2 separate regions of the Homo sapiens genome follow, and region 2 is linked to region 1. The links are chromatin loops, found by intact Hi-C in ENCODE. Cell type or tissue: heart left ventricle. All regions are shown on one strand. Links, peaks and the distances in the headings refer to the core of each region. The heading gives the core; the rest is flanking DNA. Region 1 has its middle 34 kb from the start of MIR2909. Region 2 overlaps AATF (apoptosis antagonizing transcription factor).

The links. Peaks named below come from ENCODE experiments on the same cell type or tissue, not always from the same donor. Only the 100,000 strongest peaks of a DNase experiment are listed, where the experiment ranks them.
Region 2: a loop joins it to region 1, with 4 times the contacts of the local background. A loop is called at or near these places in 3 of 110 quality-filtered maps.

The regions. Positions count from the first base shown.
Region 1 is chr17:37,066,341-37,069,255 of GRCh38, forward strand. No RefSeq gene overlaps it. Among named protein-coding and RNA genes, the nearest start is that of MIR2909, 34 kb to the left of the region's middle. In heart left ventricle, for the core only: no CTCF peak of the experiment used is centred there; DNase peaks (open chromatin) are centred at 318 and 1,591; H3K27me3 peaks cover 2,149 bases.
Region 2 is chr17:37,003,558-37,006,472 of GRCh38, forward strand. All of the region lies in intron 8 of AATF (apoptosis antagonizing transcription factor), which reads left to right. Among named protein-coding and RNA genes, the nearest start is that of MIR2909, 29 kb to the right of the region's middle. In heart left ventricle, for the core only: no CTCF peak of the experiment used is centred there; no DNase peak of the experiment used is centred there.

The sequences.
Region 1 (2,915 bases), core at 253-2,752:
AGTTCTTGGGTATATAATTAAACAGAGATTTTCCTTCCTGAAGGAACAAAAAGAGGCCAAGGACAGCCTAATTGAAACCTCAGGATTGCTTCTCCAAGAGTGGCCTGAGCAAGTGGGCCGAGGTAGATTTGCAACTCTGGCTGGTGGGGTGGCCCGAGCCAGGGGGGCCCACGTTCGGCTGCTGACGGCGGTCCACAGGAGGGGAGGGTCTGTTGGGCGGGGGAGCCTCTCTCTGCCTTGCTTCCTTTTAGGGTGAGCCTTTGGTTCTCCTGTCCCAAACCGAGGGGGGCCACGTGGGAGCCGGCAGCACACACTGGCCACCACTGACCGCTCCTGCTGTCCTGGCACTTCCGCCCCCTCCCAAAACGGCAGCCCACAGTGACTGGTCGCAAGTGCCATCAGAAATGTGCGCCGCTTACGAGGCTGTCAACCAGGCTGGTTCTTCCAAAGTCGTCCATTACCAGATAAGTGAAGGTAAAATAGTGATGCTTTATTAATTGCAGGTATGGCACGGGTTTTTATACCTGTTTATATACACTTGCTCCGGAGCGGAAGGACTTTCTCATCTCTCCTTGCCTCTCCCCCACCCCCAGAAGAGAATTTCAACTTTAAGACAAACAACTTCATTTACAAGTGTGTCTCTAATTAGCTGCAGAATTAGGAAAGCTGAGCTTTCCCCCATAGATCCGCTCAACCCTCGAGGGAGACTGGTGGAATAGAGAGAATCGCATTTCCAATTATTTTGTTGAATTGCTAATTTAGTTATTGTGCCTGGTGTAATTGTGATGGGTATTGGGTATGCAATTCAATTTGTTTTAAATATTTGTGGGAAGGCTGATCAGTAATGGAGCTGACCTATTTTGTGGCCCAAATTGAGAAAAAAAAAAAAGACTAAAACACAACAGCCACAAAGATACAGTTTGTTTCCATTTTTATTTTGATCTCTCTCATCCCTCTTAAGATCATTGATGCAACAAAAGGATTAAATTAAAAGATGACAGCACTTTGATCTTCTCCCTTTGAAAGCTTAACTGTCCTTGGTAGTTTAATATGCAGATATTTTAGGGTAGAGTCTAGATGCATTGCTGGAGTTGAGTAGTTTCTGCCTCCTAAAATTGCATTTCTGCATGTGCCTAAAAGTGATTTGGGGTACTCAACTTTCTAATAGTGTGTAAAGTAGTGGAGGTGTATCTGTAACAAATAACGCAAAGCCGTGAGAGCCACAAGTTCGCCACTCCTACTGGGCAGAAGTCCATTCCAGAGTCCCGGAACCTTCCCTCCAGGCAGCACCACGTGCAGAGGTTGGTGGCCAGGAACCCCACCCCGGGTGTTTGCATAAAGCTCACCCATTGGGAGCCCTGCTCCTGGTTGATTTGAGCCTGTGCAGGTGAGAGGAGGGCTAGGTGACAAGTTCCCTCATGGCTGGCGGTGACTCTGTGGAGCTAGCTCCTTGAGGGCCAAGCTCCAATGTCCCTCTTCAGCCAGAGTCTGGACCGGGAGGTATGGGCCAGGGAAAATCTGTGATGTAATCTTGTTTACATGCCTATTGGATGCTGAGTCATAAACACAGTCTGGGCCTGGGCCAGGGCTGTGGCTTGAAATCAGAGCTCTGCTGGGACCTGAGGTCACAGAAATAGATTGCAGGAGTTGAGCCTTGGGCACGTACGACCGAGGTTGCTTACAGGTGACTGGAAGCCCTCACCTTCCACAGCATCCCGCCGGGCCCGCCAGGCGTCCTCAGACACAGGCTAACTAGGGCTTGGTTGGGCAAGATCAGAGGGTGGCGGACCAGAGCAGATTTTGAGAAAAGGTTATAATAAAATGGGTCATAGATGCGGCTGTTGTAATGAATTTGATCCTAAAGGATTCGTTTTGTAACTCGATTAGCTTAGCAAGGTGCCAGGGTCAATTTCCGTGCTTAGCTGCTAAAGAGAAGTTTAAACTTCATTACTCTTACGTGAGAGCTCACCGGGACCAACTGGAGGAACTCAGCCCCAGGTGGATCCCTTTTAACAAGCTGTTCTGGAGGAGCTGGGCGAGGACAGCTGATGGCCGCAGCTGCTGATCCTGAGGAGGGGCTGGGTCCCGTGTGAGGACAGATAGGAGGGTGACCATTGAACCAGCCAGGCTGGAGCTGAAAAGAAACTGGCAAGCAGCTAGAGCAGCTGGGGATGGAAGGAGGAGGAGGCGTTTGTGGAAACAGCTGCAGGGCAGGAGGGCAGGCTGCGGGGTAAGGTCTGTGTAGCCTCTACCCCGTGATGGTGGTGGTTGTTATTATTTGAGACAGTCTCGCTCCGTCACCCAGGCTGGAGTGCAGTGGTATGATTTCTGCTCACTGCAACCTCCACCTCCCTAGTTCAAGCGATTCTCCTGCCTCAACCTCCTGAGAAGCCAGGATTACAGGTGTACGCCACCACGCCCAGCTAATTTTTGTATTTTTAGTAGAGACAGAGTTTTGCCATGTTGCCCAGGCTGGTCTCCAACTCCTGACCTCAGGTGATCCACCCGCTTTGGCCTCCCAAAGTGCTGAGATTATAGGCATGAGCCACCATGCCCAGTCTCCATTTTTTTTCTACAGTGTTGTTATTGAGGTAGAATTTACATACCATAAAACTCACCTGTTGTAAATGTACAATTCCATGGTTTTTGCTACATCTGTGGAGTTGTGCTGCCACTAACACGGCCCATGTTTAGGACATTCTTATCACCCCACAAGTTCCTCTAGCTTTGCCGGAACTCCCTGCTCCCAGCCCCAGGTAATTTGCCTTCTTTTCTGAACATTTCATTTAAAAAGAATCATACAATCTGGAGTGTTTGTGTCTGGCTTCTTTCGCTTGGCATGAGGTGTTTATATCTTTATTGTAGCATATATCAGTACATTCCTTTTGATTGCTGACTAGTCTTCCATTGTGTAG
Region 2 (2,915 bases), core at 189-2,688, 63 kb before region 1:
CCAGGCTCAAGTGATCCTCCCACCTCAGCCTCCCAAGTAGCTGGAACTAAAGGCGTGCACCACCACACCCGGCTGGTTTTTGTATTTTTAGTAGAGATGGGGTTTTGCCGTGTTGCCCAGGCTGGTCTCACACTCCTGATCTCAAGTGATCTGACTGCCTCAGCCTCCCAAAGTGCTGGGATTACAGGTGCGAGCCACCATGTCTGACCAACAAGAACTCTTTTAGTAGAGTGGTGGAGGGGGTTCAAGAGAGAATGGGAGGAGGCCGGGCATGGTGGCTCACACCTGTAATCCCAGTGCTCTGGGAGGCCAAGTTGGGCAGTTCACTGGAGATCAGGAGCTTGAGAACAGCCTTGGGCAACATGGCAAAACCCCATCTCTACTAAAAATACAAAAAATTAGCAGGGCATGGTGGCATGTGCCTCTACTCCCAGCTGCTCAGGAGGTCGAGGCAGGAGAATCGCTTGAACCCAGGAGGTAGAGGTTGCAGACTTTTTTTTGGTGGCTCCCGCCTGTAATCCTAGCACTTTGGGAGGCCGAGGCAGGTGGATCACTTGAGGTCAGGAGTTCAAGACCAGCCTGGCCAACATGGTGAAACCCCATCTCTACTAAAAATACAAAAAATTAGCCAGGCGTGGTGGCGGACGCCTGTAATCCCAGCTACTTGGGAGGCCGAGGCAGGAGAATTGCTTGAATTCAGGAGGCGGAGGTTGCAGTGAGCTGAGATCGCACCATTGCACTCCAGCCTAGGCAACAAGAGCTAAACTCTGAAAAAAAAGAGAGAGAGTGAGAGGAAATAAATTGGAGACAGTGAGTATAGACAGCTTTGAGGAGGTTTGCTGTAATGGGAATAGAGAAATGGGACAGCTGCTGGAAGGTTTGAGAGAGAGTTTTAAGATAGGAGATGTATTTTGTATGTTGATGGAAATGATCCCGTAGAGAGGTAAAAATGGATGTTGCAGGAAAAAGGTAGGAATTGCTGGTCAGTACACAAGTAGGGAGGGGTTGGTGTGATGGATAGAGGGAAGGCAGGACTTATGAGTACAGTTGCAGGGAGGTAAGGGGTGAGAGCATGTGCAGAGTCCTCATGTGAGTGCTTCTATGTTATTTTATGGTATTTCTTATGAATGAAGGAGCCGAGAGTGATAAGATGTAGGAGGATATGGAGGTTTGAGAAAAGAGAGGGTAAGAAAAAGTTACCTCAGAGAGTGAATGGACTAGGAAAGCGTAGCTGCACTGTCAGGTAGCCTAAAAGACCCACAGGTTACTGGTAATATGAAAGTGAGGCCAGTTTGCAAGATCTGGTCTTTCTCTCACTACATTCATCCATGTGGATGCAGGTACTGAGATTTAACATGGCTTGGGGTTTTGCCACCGAAGTACAGGGAAATAATCCCTTGCCAACAATTCCGAGATTAAAAATCTGAAAACTCGTAGTTTTGTTTGTTTTGGTAAGTTTGGCAAACTATTGTGGTGGCAGCACCTGATCTGAATGAACATGAAGCTATTTATAGGCTTTATTTATCACATATATGTGGGAATATATATTTTGCTACAGAAATTTTGTGTTTGACTTTGGGGTGCTGCCCCAGACTCCGCTGACACATTTATGACATATGCAGTGTATTACCTTTCTAAAATATGAAACATTCTGAATTCCAAGATACATCTATCCCTAAGGGACTGTGGGTCTGTACGACAAAAGGATAGCTTGCAGGGGAGTTCAGGGTGTATATCAGGGGTGATTATCCTGATGGATTTTGGAATCTCATTCACCTGGGTAAGGAGAGAAGTAAGCACAGGAGGAGAGGAAGAGGGATGCTGAAAAGGTGGCAGGATTGATGGTTTATTGATTCTGGTGGGGCTGAAGAATTATTGGCATCTGAAGGCTAGAGGGAGAATGCTGGAAATATAGGGAGAGATTTATTTCAGCTGGGCTTTTGGTTCTTAAGGGACATAATCACAGAATACAAGTTAGTACTACCCTTTCAGTTTCCTACTTGTGAATCGTTCTCTAGTTCAGAATGACTTCCTTTTTATTCTTTAAACACAAATGACATATAGTAAAAGAAACCCTGCTAAATAATGCTAAAAAATAGTAACTGAGCTGGTATCTGAGAGGATCTAAAACCCTTCTTCCTGCCTTTATTATAAATGGAGGGGGAGGTACACACCAAGACATCCATCTAGTGACCAATGGGCAGAATTTTTGAAGTGGGAACTCTTGGAAAATCTAAACAGCACCTTCTGTACATTGTTACTTTTAGTATGGATTAGAAAGCATGGCTTGCTGGGTACAGTGGCTCACTCCTGCAATCCCAACACTTTGGGAGGTCAAGGTGGGAAGATTGCTTGAACCCAGGAGCTTGAGACTAACCTGGGCAACATAGTGAGACCCTATCTCTATAAAAAATAAACAGTAAAAAAAGTAACCAGGCATGGTGGCTTGCGCCTGTGGTCCCAGCTACTCAGGAGGCTGAGGTAGGAAGATCACTTGAGCGCAGGACCTCAGGGCTGTACAGTGAACTATGATTGTGCCGCTATACTCCAGCCTGAGTGACAGAGCAAGACCCTGTCTCTAAAAAAAGAAAAAAAAGAGGTTTCCTTAAATTTAAAAAAGAAAAAAAGAGGGCCAGGTGCGGTGGCTCTTCCCTGTAATCCCAGCACTTTGGGAGGCCAAAGCGGGTGGATCAGCTGAGGTCAGGAGTTCGAGACCAGCCTGACCAACATGGTGAAACCTCATCTCTACTAAAAACACAAAATTAACTGGGCTTGGTGGTGCATGCCTGTAATCCCAGCTAGTAGGGAGACTGAGGCAGGAGAATCGCTTGAACCCAGGAGACTGAGATTTCGGTGAGCTGAGATCACACCATTGCACTCCAGCCTGGGCAACAAGAGCAAAACTCCGTCTCAAA